Linked DNA regions of Homo sapiens: region 2 is linked to region 1. Evidence: chromatin loops called from intact Hi-C (ENCODE). Cell type or tissue: heart left ventricle. All regions are shown on one strand.

Region 1 (8,000 bases):
AATGTGACTATTTAATGTGCCCAATCTCATAACAACTAGCTTGTTGGCTTTTTCAATATATTGTGCGTCATTTATTGTTATAACATCTAGTTTGATGATATGCTACCTATGCCTGTAATTGAAGGGGCATATAAATGCATTATCATCAAACATTCCTTATGAAACATACACCTGCACATACACACCCTTCTTAACCATCAGTCATACAGCTTGGAAGTCAGAAATTAGCAATTGACTTCCTTGGGTAAAGAAGTGCTGAGGAATTAGAGGCTGGATGAGATTCCACATAAAGATGTTTTCAGTAAGTCTTGAGAACAAAAACTTCTATAATGTGTGGGAGGAACATGAACTATGGTTGGAAATAATAATAATGTCAGCCATACCTGCATCAGGGTTTTACTAAGATCACAAAAGACAGTATTTCTTTAAAAATATTTGAGTGGCAAATATAAGAAGTTATCATTATTTACATTTCTGCTATGAAATTAGTTTAGCAAATAACTTTTCTGTATGACTGCTAAGACCTCATTATTGATGGATTCAATCTTTCCTGTCCAGTTTTTACAGTTACTGGTCACATTTTAAGAGGAAAACTGGATGAGTTTGGAAGAATTGGGGATGGTTAGTATGTAGAAGCAAAGACTAAGAGAAGAAATAATAGTAAATTCCAAATAATATGAGTATCATGAAGGAGGAGCTTGTTGTATGCTACTGGATAATATAATATTAGTATCATGAGGTTAACAATAAAAGGAAAAGAAGATTTGGGTTCAATATAAGGAGTCATGTCCTATTAATCAGAGTTGACCAAAAGTGGGATATAATGCTTTGTTAAAGAGTAAGTCTTACCGAAACAAGTGTTCAAGAAGAGGCTGACTAATAATTTCTCAAAGATGCTCTAGAAGGAATTTTTTACCTACATAAATCTGGTTGTATTACGTGACTGTTAACCCTACTGTTGTCCTAGAAGGGGCAGTATAAAAGGGCATGGTGCAAGGAAGATTTAAAAGTGTGGATAAACTCTTGTCTGCCAGCCACAGGGAGAGAACACACCCATTTTCCAGGGAAGTTATTTCTGATAGGGAGCTACTTGATAATCAAATTTATATAAATAACAGGAATAGTTAAAGCCTGACTTTTAAGTCATTCTATTCATTTATTTACTAATTCACCAGTTTATCAATATAATTGTATTTTTTGAGTGCCCCTTATGAGAAAACTCTGTGATGAGGACAAGCCTGGAAGGATTCCAAATGTAGTTTGAATTCTCGTGGTATCTAGACAACAGAAAGAGGAACAGTATTGTATTGGGTGGGAGATGGATGAGAGGAATTGATTTAAGAATGAGTTAATAACAGAGAAATGTCACCAAAAAACATTAGCAAATATATTTCCCTTCCCTTCCCTTTCCTTCCCTTCCCTTCTCACTTCCTTCTTTCGTTCTTTCATTCCTTCCTTTTAGTCTAGGATACGTCCATTTGGGACAATATAGTTTTTATCAGTTTCTTCTTATGTACCAGCTGGCATGGACTCTCCATTTTGCATGAGGCTCATCTGAGCATTTGCCAACCACTCTAAGAGTAGCCTGGCAGTTCAACTATAATAGTACCTTTTTTTCCCAACTTATCAAAGACATTTGTACTAATATATTCTCAGAATAGGAATTGTTAAAATTCTGTGTTCTCTTACTCAAAAAAAAACCACCACAGAAGTAGATTTACACAGAGTAGATACTAAATATTTTTGTATATATTAATAAATGAATAAAATATATCAAAGATTTATCATATATTTTATATAATATTTTGTACCAGCATCTTATTTAAAGTCATAACCAATCCTGTGAATTACTTTTATATTACTTTTATACAATATTTGTATAATTCAATTTTGCTATTTGAAATATAATTTTGAACAAAAATAATATTTTTGCTCAATATACTTACATAGGTATGATTTAAATATGCACACAATTGTGTGTTGGGAATAATTCAGCTCAAGGCTTAAATATGGCATTGACGAACTTTGTGGCAGACCAGGAAGTATTGAGTATCTTTTACAATTGAGCAAAGTGGGGCTTAGAAAGAATTTTACCTTACATATAACAGCTTGTAACTTTGGGGAATCCAACTCTTCTAATCTCAGAATCACTTATTTTTTCTATAACAAACTGTCTTAATATCTATCTTTTTGTTGACATCTTTCCTAATTGAGATATCTGAAGAAGGTGGGACATAAATGGTAGATGTACGTCTTTCATTTGCCAGGAAAGTACATAGAGTATACTTCACTGGCTTTCATATATTAAATAGAGCTAGGAGTCTTCAATTTTCAATCAATATTTAGTAGTGCAGACATTCTGTAATCTTGACAGAAGCAAAATAATTTAAAAAGTTTTAAAGAAACTTAAAAGTTTTATTGAATGCTAATAAAATACTCTTTTGAAATACATGTTGCTTAGATCTTCTTGGTTCATTTTTCTTATTTGGCAAAAGAAGACAATTGGATTATATGATCTTCAAGATCCTGCCAAGAGCAATATTATTTTCAGCATTATGAAAAAACACTTGCAACTTTTCCAGCTTTTAGTAGCTTCTTTCCTTTTTTGTTTTTGTCACTCTAGCTCCAGACAATTTTTACAGTATAAAATATTAATATAACCATGGTTGATGGCTTCCAATATGCTTATAAGTTTATACATCTTCCTGTTTAATGGCATCGGTTTCGTTCAACAGTGTTGGAAATTTGGGAGGAGGAGGTTATAAAACCAAGTCTCATTAGTTATTCTAGAGTCTGCTTCATATTAGTCTGTGATTTTTTAGGTGTTCATGCTTATCTCTTTCTGAAGTGGATGGAAATTATATTCTCTTACTTGTACCTACAAAACATATCACCTCCCAGCAAAAGACATGTTATTGATATCTTGCTGACAGGAAGAATGGTTTGTGTTGACGATAACCACTTCCTGTACCCTGATCCGACCATTTATCCTTTGGGTGCCACCTCTCATGGCTTCTATAGGCTTGCTGGGCACATTTAAAAATGGCCATTCTGTCAACCTTTTTATGTGGTGAGGACATCCAGACTGCTACACTTACCAAATACAGAAAATGGCACTGGCAATAGCACAAAAGTCACCTCTGTTCTGACTCAGCTGTGGCCAATGACACAAGCTAAAAACACGTGAGAAAACTGCTGCTTGTCTTGGGAAGATACACACATTCTAAAGAAAGAAAGCTATTTTGGAAATTCTGGATGTGACAATCTTTCTTGTTCACACTCAGTAAACACATTAGTTGAATTCCTCTGATTGTCAATTAGCAATGGTTTTGCCAAGAATACTGGTATTGATGCTGTTTTTAGCACTGAAAAATCCTGTGGGAGAAATGAGGAATTTAACACATTGTAGGTGTTAAGATTCCTGGGTGTCTGACAGTATCCCTGGAACCATTATCATTAATTAACTTTTCAATCAGAAAGGCAAACTACTTTGCTGTTAGGCTTCCAGATGAGGTTTTTTGAAAAAACAGTAAGATAATAAAGGCTTGGATTGCTCCTACTTCCTGAGGCAAGTCACATCTCATATTATTCAGAACTTGGACTGAAGAGCTCATAGGGCAAGTGAGGCCAAGGTCAGGAGTCTTCAGACATCTTGGGCCAAGTGCCATTCTAGAAGAAATGATTCTCTTCCTCAGTCACCATCTATCTATGCCCCCAGGTTTGACTCGCTCTTTTCCCAAGGAGTGCTGTTCATTCCTGACACAAGGGAGACCAGAAAAGAGATCATGAATGACAGTGAAAACCTTTATGACACTGACATAAAGCAGAGAGTTAGACTGAATATGAGTTGGTAGCTTTTCCTTTGTATCTGTGTAAGTTGAATCATACAAAATTGTCATTTTGGTGATTCAAAAGTGTAAAACAAAAGCAAGTTCATATGATTCAAGCTTACATTTTTTTCTCACTATAAGAAAGAGGATTTAAAGAATTGTATTAGGTTAGCGAATCTGATTTCTTTCATGCAAATACAGCTCCTCGAGGTAAATGATCAGAGCTATAATATTTTAAATATAGAACAATCTAAAATAAAACTTTAAAGAAACAAGATGACAATATTTAATAAATAAACCATTTATTACTTAAGCCTAGTAAATTATAGGAATGATGTGTGGTTATTATGAGCTCCTGGAGCCACAGTGCAAGTGTTCATATTGTAGCTCTGATATTTTTTCTTCACCTTAAATAGGTTACTTACTCAGTGACTCCATTTTCTCACTATTAAATTGGGAATAATAATTGTGCCCATTACCTAAGGTTGTTGTGAGGATTAAATGAGTTAGCCAAATCAAATGTTTAGGATGGTGCTGAATAAATATTAGCCACTATAAATATTGTTACTTATAATTACCAATCTTTGAACGATCTAATGGAAGAAAACTAATTAGATGTGCAGACACCTGTCTTTTGAAATAGATTTTCAATCCTGAGCAACTGATCTTAGAGCCCAGTACTATATTTTTAAGTGTCTGTGTTAGGCAAAGCTCATGTGAATGTTAGGTGATAACATTGTCAATGATGACTGAAGCATTTCACATGATGAACTTTAGGAGAAGAGCCAGGAACTCCAGTGAGCTCTAAAGATAGATCAGCCTGCACAGAATTCATCTTGTGCTGGTTTATGGGTCAGGAGTGTAATAACACCACAGTAAGCCTCTTAAAGGATAAGTAGATTGGATGAGGACAACATTATTTACTTTCTTGGTCACGATGCTCTAGCTCCTATCAAATCTTCTGTGTCTGAAATTTTGTCACACTGATTCCTGTCACCAGGAGTTGATCAGGGTCAACTCTCTCTTGTACTCTGCAGTGAGGGACAGGAATTCTGCAAGGCTCAAGAAGTGTGTATCAACCAAGTTTTCACTTGTGCAGGGTGAGAGATAAGTTCTCAATATCGCACTAAGGGATGAAATACATGAGATGGTGTTCATGGTCAGATGGCTACCAAAAATACAAGAAGGCAGAATCCCAAACCAAGGAGAATTTTCAGGGCACTGGGCCACTACCATTCCCTTGAATGATGGATTCCCTGAAAACTGTGGAGGTCATGGACAGATGGCTACAATCTCTAGAAAAATGGACCCCTTTCGTACATCATTTAGCAGTGGACCTGAAGCAAAAAGTCTCTAGTAATTGCTCTACACTGATGATGTGAGGAAAAATAGGTCATTGTGCAAAAATTCTTAACCTCCCTGATTCTTACTCTGTCAAATGTGTTTGTTCTGACAATTCTGTGACCTTGTTTAACTATCCAACTACTCCTAGTTAAAGTAACATTGCTGGAAAAGAAATACACAACTCAGCTAACTAGTTTCACTTTAATTTCACAATATTTCTTAATTGACTACTCAACACTGCCTACAATCCTGACATCTCCCTGAAGGATTCCCTTTTCCCCTCTCCAACGTGAAAATTTGATGCCTCTGTCTGTCTCTCCTCCTCTCTTCCATTCATCAGCTATCTCGCAAAGAACACTGAGGTGTGTCTCACAAAGAACACTGAGGCCCTCTGTTAGGAATACTCTCCTTCCACCGGCAAACCAGAAACCCGTGTCTGTGCCCATACACTCTGCCCTTCCTGCAACTCCTTTGCTTATTCTTCTTCCATTCTCAAGGGCTTAGCTCACACAGTTCAGCCCAGTCCTCCAACATCACCAATGTATTCCTCTCTATTGATTTTTCACCACCAAAATTACATTTTTAAAAAAACCAAAAAACCCTCTCTTGACCATCATATCTACAATCTACTAATAAATTTCTTTCCATTCTTTTACAAAAAAACCTATTGAAAAAGTTGTTTCTGTTTTCTGTCTCTGCTTTTTCTTCTCAACCCACTCCAAGAAGACTCTCTCTCCTCTTTAACTCCCTTCTAAATCTGCACTTGTAAAGGTCAACAATGATGTTCATATAGCCAAATTCAATGGTACTTGCCCACTTAGTTACAATTAACAGCAAAGACCACTGTTTTCATCTCCACACACTCCTTGTTATTTGGTGAGGTGTCACCTTCTCTTCTCCATCCATATTCAGTCTCCAGGTAATACTAGTCATGGCTTTATATGCTGGTAAATCCCATATTTATAGCCTTCGTCCTCCACTGCTCCTCAGATCTCTGGACTCATATATCCAATTGCAGACTTGGCATGCACACTTGGCGTATCAAAGTTTAAATGTCCTAAATGTTGCTATTAATATATCTTTTCTCCTTCCCAGACATCTGTTCCTCCCCCATCCTAGTAGGTGCCTCAAATTCATCCAGTTTGCACAGGCCGAAATTATATATCATCATTAATTTCTTTTTTTCTCTCTCAGTTCTCAAATCTAATTCACCAGCAAATACTCTAAAGTGTGTTCTTCTTTATTTTCTGAAGGAATTTGCATAAGATTAGTGATATTTATTCCTAAATGTTTTATAGACTTTACCAGTGAAACTATTTGGACTTTTCTTTGTGGAAGATTTTCGATAACAATTTCAATTTACTTTAGAGAGTCATTTAAAATTTCTGTTTGATCTCTCATCAGTCTTGGCAAGGAGGCTTCATGAGGTTTGTCAACTTTGTCAGCATAAAGTTGTTTATACTATTTATTTCTTTATAGTCTGGAGAATCTTTGATGAATTCCTTTCATTCTTGATTTTGGTAATTTATGTTTTCTTTCCTTTTTTGTTGATAAATCTAGCAATGGGCTTATCAATTTTGTTGTCTTCTATAAAGAACTACCTTTTTGCCTTATTAAATTTCTCTATTGTTTGTTTTCCTTTGTCTATGATATTTAACAAGCTAAAAATATAGTTCATTGCTGGGAAATCAACTAGGAATATGGCACATAAAAGATGTTTGAACTCTTAAAAATGTAGCACTTTTGAGCAAAGGAGAAATGTGACATATTTTGCTGCCTTGTGAAGATTTCTGGTAGCTTAAGTCTCTTTCTTATTATTTTTCTCCATTATTTTTAGGGCATTTTCCCTTCCTCTTCTCCCTTTCTGAGACAGATAACTACAGATGTCCCCTGTCTTAGAAACAGTTCTTCAATCCCCATGTCACAGGGCATTACTGACTGAGGAGATCCTGAAGGTGATGGCGTAACTTGTTCCAAATATTTTTCACCAAGAAGGCATTTTGGTCTCAGGATCTATTTTCACTTTGGACAATATGGAAAACCTCAAAGAGTTTTTTGTTTTGTAGATTATACCTATGACTATCTATGATTATTAAAAATGAAAACAAACTTTGTAAATATTTATTTTAAAATAATAACAAATCTATTATGCATAGCAAAGTTATATATTTTATATGAAATAACTATTTCATATAAATATTAAAAATATAATAACTATTATTGAGAAGTTTCATTGCTTTACATTTTTGTATATCTCTTGTTATCTGGCTTTACAGAAGACAAGTAAATTCTCATTTCTGCTTTTGCATTCAGTCTGTTGAAATATATTTTTTTGATTGGAGTATATTAAGAAAATGTAGCCTTACACAATATGTAGTTGGAGGCCGGGCATGGTGGCTCATAGCTGTAATCCCAGTACTTTGGGATGCCAAAGTGGGAGGATCACTTGAGGCCAGAGGTTTGAGACCTGACTGGGCAACATAGTGAGACCTCATCTCTACAAAAAATTCTAAAAAATTAGCTGGGCATGGAGATGCTTGCCTATAATATCAACTAGTAAGAAAGCTAAGGTTAGAAGATTGCTTGAGCTCAGGAGTTTGAGGCTACAGTGAGCTATGATTATGCCACTTCACTCCAGCCTGGGTGACAGACTGAGACCCTGCCTCTAAAAAACAAAAACAAACAAAAACAAAAACCCAAGAAATACATAGTTGGAAAAGGTAGGATTAATTTTGATAGCTTCTTTAGATAATTGTGGATATTCTCCTCTGATACTACACTAAAACTCAATGAGTGGTAGTTTTTAAAGAGTAATTACAATGTTGA
Region 2 (8,000 bases), 120 kb after region 1:
CATTGGTACTGCTGTTTTATCACTTTATACTAATATTGCATTTTTTTTTTTTTTTAGATGGAGTCTCGCTCTATTCCCCAGGCTGGAGTGTGATCTCGGCTCACCGCAACCTCCACCCCATGGGTTCAAGCAATTCTCCTGCCTCAGCCTCCCGAGTAGCTGGGATTACAGGCCCGCACCACCACGCCCAGCTAAGTTTTGTATTTTTAGTAGAGACTGGGTTTCACTATGTTGGCCAGGATGGTCTCGAACTCCTAACCTCAAGTGATCCACCCGCCTGGGCCTCCCAAAGTGCCGAGATTACAGGCATGAGCCACTGCGCCTGGCCCATATTGCAATTTTTAAAGTAATTCAAAAGTATGTAATTTGGAAGGAGGCTGTCATGGTTTGAAGAGCTCTAAATTAAGACTTGGCTGGCATTCACATTCTGCCCAGCTAGGCATTAAATGTTGAAAAATAGGTAACTCATGTAATTTCTCTAATCTCTTACTTTCTTATCTGAAAGACAAGGGAAATAGTAACTATTCTTGCTATCTAATGCAGTTGTAATGAGGACCATAGTTGTAATGAGAATCAGGAGGAAATGTACATAAAATTTTTATGAAGTGTGATTTACCTTTTATTATTTGTTTAACATAATTTATAATTTTTACTCGAGTGACCAATTTCCACCCTTCATGTCTTATCAGTGACAAGAGATACCTGCTCTCTACATACATTGCTCAGCAAATTGTAGCAAGCAGCTTCTATTCTTGTGAAGTCTGGTTGTATATATAAGACATAACCAAAGTTTATAGTTAGAAAAACACTCAAAATATCTAATTAGGCTTCTTTATGAATTTGTAAATAAAGAGACTGAAGCCCTGAGATAGTTAATAGTCTGCTTAAGATCAATGTACTCTGATATGTAATTTAATGCTTACTATGGCTCATGCATGATGCTATTGGCACTAATAGCTGGACTGCACTTGTCTGGACTAGTGGGCTTTGTTTCAATATTTTAGATCAGGGTAAGCAAACTACAGTTCATGGGCCAAATCTAGCCTACTACCTGTTTCTGTAAATAAAATTTTTTGGAACACAGTCACACCCGTTTGTTTAGGTATCATCCACGGCTGCTTTAGTTCTACAGTGGCAAACTTGAGCAGTTGCAACAGAGACCATACGACCCACAAAGCCTAAAATATTTCCTGTCTGGCCCTTTACAAAAAAAAAGTTTGCTGACCTCTGTTTTAAAATAAATATTTTTTATAAAATTCTCTGGAATATCTTTGAAAAGTGATTTATACTTTTTAGGATAAAATTCAAATTTTCAGAAGTAAAATGTAAAAGAGAAAACTTTTATTCTTCTTAGGTGATGTTTCTGGCACCGGTGGAACCTAGCAGAACTACCTGGTACAGAGTAAATGGTTGTCTGTGAATTTTTGTCAAGGGAAGGAAGGAAGCAAGGAAGGAGGGAGCAAGAGAGAGATGTTGGGAGGGAAGGGCAGGAACAAAAAGACTAGGTGACAGGTAGAAAGATCAAATTCAAGGTCTTAACGTCATGAAAATGAGAAAAAAAGTGATTTTTTTTTTCTGCCATGCTCTATGAGTATTCTGAACAAGGTAATAGATTTTCTCTCCCATTGAGACATTTTGCTTTCATTCTAAAACTGGAAACATGTAACATAAGAAGAAAATTTGGCTGAGATGTGTAGTTCTGAGCTACTGCCTGTAAGTAAAATAGATACAGTGAGCCCTCTTATCCATGGGGCATATGTTTCAAGCACCCCAGTTGATATCTAAAACTGAGGATAGTACTGAACCCAATATCTGCTATGATTTTTCTTATACATACATACATACCTATAACAAAGTTTAACTTATAAATTAGGCACAGTAAAAGCTTAACAACAATATAATAGAATAGTTATAACGATATGTCAGCATCACTACACTTACACTTTGAGGCCATTATTAAAAAAAAAAAGGGTCACTTGAACATAAGCACATACCACAACAGTCAATCTGATAACCCAGACAGCTATTAAGTGACTGGGCGGGTAGTGTCTCCAGCGTGGATATACTGGACAAAGGGATAATTCAAGTCACAGTTGGGAAGGTGCAATGTTTCATCACACTACTCAGAATAGTGCACACTTTAAAATTTAGGAATTGTTTATTTCTAGACTTCCCCATTTAATATTTTCAGGGCCTGGCACAGTGGTTCACCCCTGTAATTCTAGCACTTGGGAGGCCACAGAGGGCAGATTGCTTGAGTTCAGGAGTTCGAGACCAGCCTGGGCAATATGGCGAAACCCCGTCTCTACAAAAATACAAAAATTAGCTAGCATGGTGGTGCACACCTGTAGTTCCAGCTATTCGGGAGGCTAAGGTAGGAGGCTGGCTTGAACCTGGGAGGCAGAGGTTGCAGTGAGTAGAAATAGCACCACTGCACTCCAGCCTAGGTGACAGAGCCAGACCTTGTCTCAAAAAGAAAAAAAAAATCTCTCTATATATAGATACATCCATATATATTTTTTCTGGATATATATAATTTGTACATATATATACATATATATTCAGAGTGTGGTTCACCATCGGTAACTGAAACTGTGAAAAGCAAAATTGTGGATAAGGGGGGACTACTGTACCATAAATGCTAACTTTGGTAGAAGTTAAAGATTTTGTTTTGCAGAGCAAGAAAAAATGAACCTCATGATTTACACATGTTCTTCTGGGAAAAAGAACAACAACAACAAAAAAAACATTAAAAAATAGATTTTTCCATAAGAAACAAGAAAGCAATGGATACTTCTGGAAAACTCTCAATCCTTGTTTCCTAGGGGATCATAGACCAGGGGTTGCCTTGGCAGGGATTTAATACATCATTTAACCAAAAGACTACTCTCAGTTCATTAAACATGGATTGCATATGCTTCTCTCATGCTATTTCTAAAGCAGGTTATTGTAAAACAGTGCTAGCCCATGAATTCTCAAGAGAAAAATGTCATGAGAAAGATACCATAGGAAATGTATCTATTTCCTTATTATATTCCTATTTCTTCACTTCGCTTTTGCCTGGTGAGGTCATGCAAGTTAGAACCTTCAGCTTATTGTTTTAAGAAGAATTCATCTAGTTCACTTTGGTTCCTGGGTGGTAAATTGCTCAAAGACCTCCCATGGGTAGCAAACCTTTGTATTGTTATCTCATTACACAACAATGAAGGCTAGTGGAATGAATTTTTTAATTTTTTTTTTCCTCACTGCTGTTTGTCTCTGCTACATAACAATGTGATACAGAATGAAGCTGGCTCAAGTCTCTGTATGTGATATTAACTTGGAACTGCTTCTTGGCTGTCATCATTGACCATGTCACCACTTTGTCACCTGACTCCTAGATTTTGTCAACTGGAGCTGGGTGTCTGAGATCACTTTCATCCCTGTGGAATGTGCCTGCAGTGTTTGCATGAGGGCCGGTCCACTCAGACTTCCCACACAAGGCTATCACTGCTGATGGAATTGTTTTACTTGCAATCTCTGTACTTGTGAGATTAATATAAAGCCCTCCAATGGGGAGGAGGAAGAGGATTCTAAGAATGTCAAAGGAGGAAGCATTTCCTCTAGCTATTTGATTGTGAGGTTAATTTTATGAAACAAAATAGGTGTGAACCTTTTACTTACAGCTTTTTTATCTCACCCAATACTGCGGCCGGGCTTCCCTCATCCGGCTTTTCTTTCATTCAAAAAAGAAAAAAAAAGTGTTATCAAATCCCAGAACTCAGTCCCCCAGCATCTGTTTACACTTCATAGAGTGACTGAGTATGTGTGAAAAGAAAATGGCAGCAACAAGAAATAAGGAATGACCCCATTCCTAAACTCGAGGATATTCAGTTTCTCCCCTCTTTCATTCTCCCCTTCCTCAATTTCCATCCAAACAACCTCACTCTGTGTGTGTGGAAGTTTGCTATTTGATGCTCAAGGTTAATTTTAATACTTAAATGATTCAGCTGTTAGTTCTTCAGCAACCTGTGTGATTCCCTCTGCTTTTGGTGACTGTATAATAGGTACAGAGTAAACAACAGGATTCGTTTTCACCTACACTCACAATGGAAAATCCTTTCATTTGCTTTAAAGTCATACCTCTCAAAAACTAAAACTATTTTAAATACTTTATTATTTAGTTAAAACTATTCAAGCATATCACAAAACATGACTGAACAAAGAAATATGAAAAGGAAGTGTCGGGGAAGAAAGGATTCAAAGTTCTGATGGAGTCCCAACAAAACAAAATAACAATGATCATTTTAGTATCTTATACATTTTCCTTTTCTATTTCAAAGAAAATCTCAATAAGCATGCTAGCCTGTAACATCATGGTTTTAGGCTTCTAGTTCTGTTCCTGCTTAACTACATTCAGTCCTGTCTGTAAGAACCCCACTGGGAGACAAAAAACATTCCCTTTGCTGGCAGGTGGTCTTTTTGTAAGCACTTTTCAATTGAAAACATATGTGTCTGGGTGTGAGGAGGCTTCTGGTAAGTTAGTGGGGAGCTTATGCCAGGGAATGATTGAATTCTACAGGCAAATGCAGGGTAAACATGCATAGCCTTCCCTTTCTTTCAAAATGAAGGCAGAGGCTTTCATTTCATGTAGAAGTTCTCCATTCTACCCACCCTCACCTTCAAGTCGGAAGTCAGCCTTAACTGTCATACAATATAATTCAATATTTACAGTCTTTTCTTATCAGTGTAAACCTAAGACCCCTTGTTTCTCCCCCCTTCTCCTGGTCTTTTCCACCAAGATGGGTTAAACTACCAACAACTGGGGATTGATCTTCTTAGGGATAAAACTTCTTTCTCAGACCTCAGAATGCTTCACAGTTAATCGAAGAGAAAAGAGAGTTGCCAAAGCAAATGTCTTTTCAATTAAGAACCAAAAAATCTTTTTCCTATTCAAAGAAGGGGGAAAAGGCTTTTGGCAAAAGCTTTTTAAAATGAGAAATATGATGCAGGAAGAGCAGTATGTAAATAACCATTTGAAAAGAAGTCAATTAGAAAAGTGCAAGAAAATAATTATAATAAAATAGATTTTGATAATAAAGTTTTTACTAAACTTCAGTCTTTACTAAACCTCTATTAGGTGCCTTTCCCCATCTGAACACACCTTGATAAAAAGACTCAAGGTGGCTAATGCCCTTACAGCTTTCTGTTACATTTCCTGGAAAGAAGAAAGACTGAGTTAGCTTCGTATAAATTAGAATTTAATTTGCAATGTAACTAAAACTGTAAAGGCATTTCCTCCAAATCCCAAACTCTAAAAATAATTGAAGATTGCACAGAAGCAGTGAATTACTGAATAATATGGGAAAACGTACTTTACTCCAAGCCCAAAAGTACTTTATAAACAACCGTACCTCACAAATATCAGTGACAAGAAGAGGTTAGATTGATCCTGTTTAAGTTACTGGTCACTTAATTAACATTTGCTATATCAACACTATAATGCTTCCCAAAACACCAATGCTCTGTAATGAAATTTCTTTTGCTGGAAACTTCAAAGTTTTCTTTATTGGTTCAGAGAAAGTGACAGCACATTTTCCCTCTGTCCTAATAAATGACTTTTGAACATTTACTACAGAAAGTGAATATAACCAAATCAAGGGGAAAGTCACATTGCTTATCTTGGAAAATATTGAAAATGAGGCAAATTCCTCTTATTTTCTTCTTAACGGAATATCTTGCACCCTACTTGTATATCATTGGTTTATACATGAAGCAGCTTGCAATAGATAGAGTGTTACATGTGCACTTTAGAATTCCTAGGAGCTGCTTGAGTAACCCAGAAAAAGGAGTCAAGAATTATTAGACTGTCCTTCAGTTATTACAGACTAATTAGAAAATGGAAAACAAGCTAATTCCAACCCCCTCAAAATCATGATACTTTGTTGTTATATATTGCATTTCAGACATGACTTCATTATTTGTCAGAACATTCTTCTTAGTGTAGGTAGCAACGGTTTTCTCCAGTTTATAGAAGCATAAACTTGGGCATAAAAAGATTAATTGATTTCTGTTGGGTAGAGAAAATCTATACTGAAAGGAGGGAGAGACCAACTTTCTCCAGGGACTCCAGAGCCTGCTGTTTCTCTAGGATATAGAAACCACATCATCAGCAATCTTCGTAACATGTTCTTAAAGTCTTTGACACAACACTGATATTAATCATCTTCATAATATTGACTTAAGAAGGTTTGGGGGTTTTGTTCGTTTATTGTTTTATACTAACACACTACACTCACATAGAATATAGTTAATGATTGGTTGAACAGCATGTTGCATATACAGTAACAAATAAAAGATGAAAATCAGTAAATGATGCTTAAATCTTAATTCAAGAGTGCACGAGAGGTACAGTTAAGAATTGTCATTACTTACTCCCAGAAAGTACTATTTAAGGACAGAAAATTACATAATTGTGCTTGCTTCGGCAGCACAGATACAAAAATTAGAAAATTACACAGAGAAACTTCAGAAGTCTATGATTTCATGAAAAATGGATAACATAATTATAACACCCTTATAAAAATATCTTTAGGAGATTGCTTTACTTAGGTAGTTTTCCCTGTTTGAATGTATCACCTTTACTTTCTCTAATATCTCTGCAATTCATGCATTCATTACTTCACGTAATTGATAAATATTTATCCAATACCTATATTTTGCCTGGAAACTTCGCTTAATATTGGGGATCCTAATACTGGGGCAATAAGATAGGCAAGGTCCTTATTCCCAAGAAATTTATAATGGTAAACAAATATGATAAAGGAGGAAACATGTTCTATCAGGGTGACAACAGAAAGTGGAGATCATGGAAAGCTGGAAATTCCATGCCCCTTGTAAAGAGTATTGTGCCATAAGGGGGCACAGGCCACAGTGCACACAGATTATGGATTTTTCAAGAGGAGCTCAAGGCTTTATTTTTTTGGTGGTTGTTGTTTGTTTTATTAGTTGTGAAATTATTTATAATTAAAGCAAAAAATGTTTTTAAAGTATATATATAGTGTTGTGTTCTCTCATAAATATTGTTGGGCTTAAGAGCAGATTTTCTGGCCTCAAATACTGATTTTGCTACTTCCACGATGTATGAACCCGGATACATTATTGTACTTCTCTGTGCTTTAGTTTCCTTAACTGTAAAAGAAGACATCCCTCATCAGGTGTTGTGTGTAATGAATGAATTTATGTATCACACTTAGAATCTGGCATGCAGTAATCACTCAATTAATCTTTACTATTACTATGGTCTTGTGGGAAAGATGTGATTAAGGAAGCAACTACAGTAATGTGTTGTAAGTACTCTGTCAGGGGAATTTCCAAATGTGGTGGAAATGCAATGCAAGAGCATTTGACTTCAGTCTGTGGACTATATGTATGGTAGAAAGTTGTAACATGGAGGTCAGGGTAACTTCCCTGAGGAAATTATACAGGAAGGAATAGTAGATTTCAGCCTAGTATATTGTAGATTCTAAAAGTAGCTCAATTGGGAGCACTCACAACAGGTAAGGGAAAGGGTGGAAAGAGTTGAGGCTGGAGAAAAAAGCAGAGGCACAAATGGCCTTCCAAGACAGTTATGTTAAGAGGTTTAATTTTGTTTAAGAACAATAGAAAATCATGGAAGCAGAGGTGCAACACATTCTGCATTTTTGAAAGTTGCGTTTTGGTTGTTTGGAGAACATAGAGGTCAGTGAGATGGAAGACAATATGATCAGTTAGGAGGTTTTGGTGAGTATCCAGGTAAAAAATAATGATGGCATTATTGGAGCAGTGTTAGGGGTCATGGAAAGGAGTGGGAAGATATACCAATATTTACTTGCTAAAATTGATGTTTGGTTAGTTTTGGGGGTTGAGGGGAAAAAAAAAGACATAAAGATGTTTTTCCAAGTTTTCTAATTTTTTTTTTTTTTGAGACAGAGTTTTGCTCTTATTGCCCAGGCTGGAATGCAATGGCATGATCTCGGCTC

Evidence for each region. Peaks named below come from ENCODE experiments on the same cell type or tissue, not always from the same donor. Only the 100,000 strongest peaks of a DNase experiment are listed, where the experiment ranks them.
Region 2: a loop joins it to region 1, with 8 times the contacts of the local background. A loop is called at or near these places in 6 of 110 quality-filtered maps.

The regions. Positions count from the first base shown.
Region 1 is chr6:122,125,283-122,133,282 of GRCh38, reverse strand. No RefSeq gene overlaps it. Among named protein-coding and RNA genes, the nearest start is that of HSF2, 270 kb to the left of the region's middle. In heart left ventricle, no CTCF peak of the experiment used is centred here; no DNase peak of the experiment used is centred here; H3K4me3 peaks cover 682 bases; H3K27ac peaks cover 5,682 bases.
Region 2 is chr6:122,004,033-122,012,032 of GRCh38, reverse strand. It overlaps a transcript of LOC105377979 not described here. Among named protein-coding and RNA genes, the nearest start is that of HSF2, 390 kb to the left of the region's middle. In heart left ventricle, no CTCF peak of the experiment used is centred here; no DNase peak of the experiment used is centred here; H3K27ac peaks cover 4,976 bases.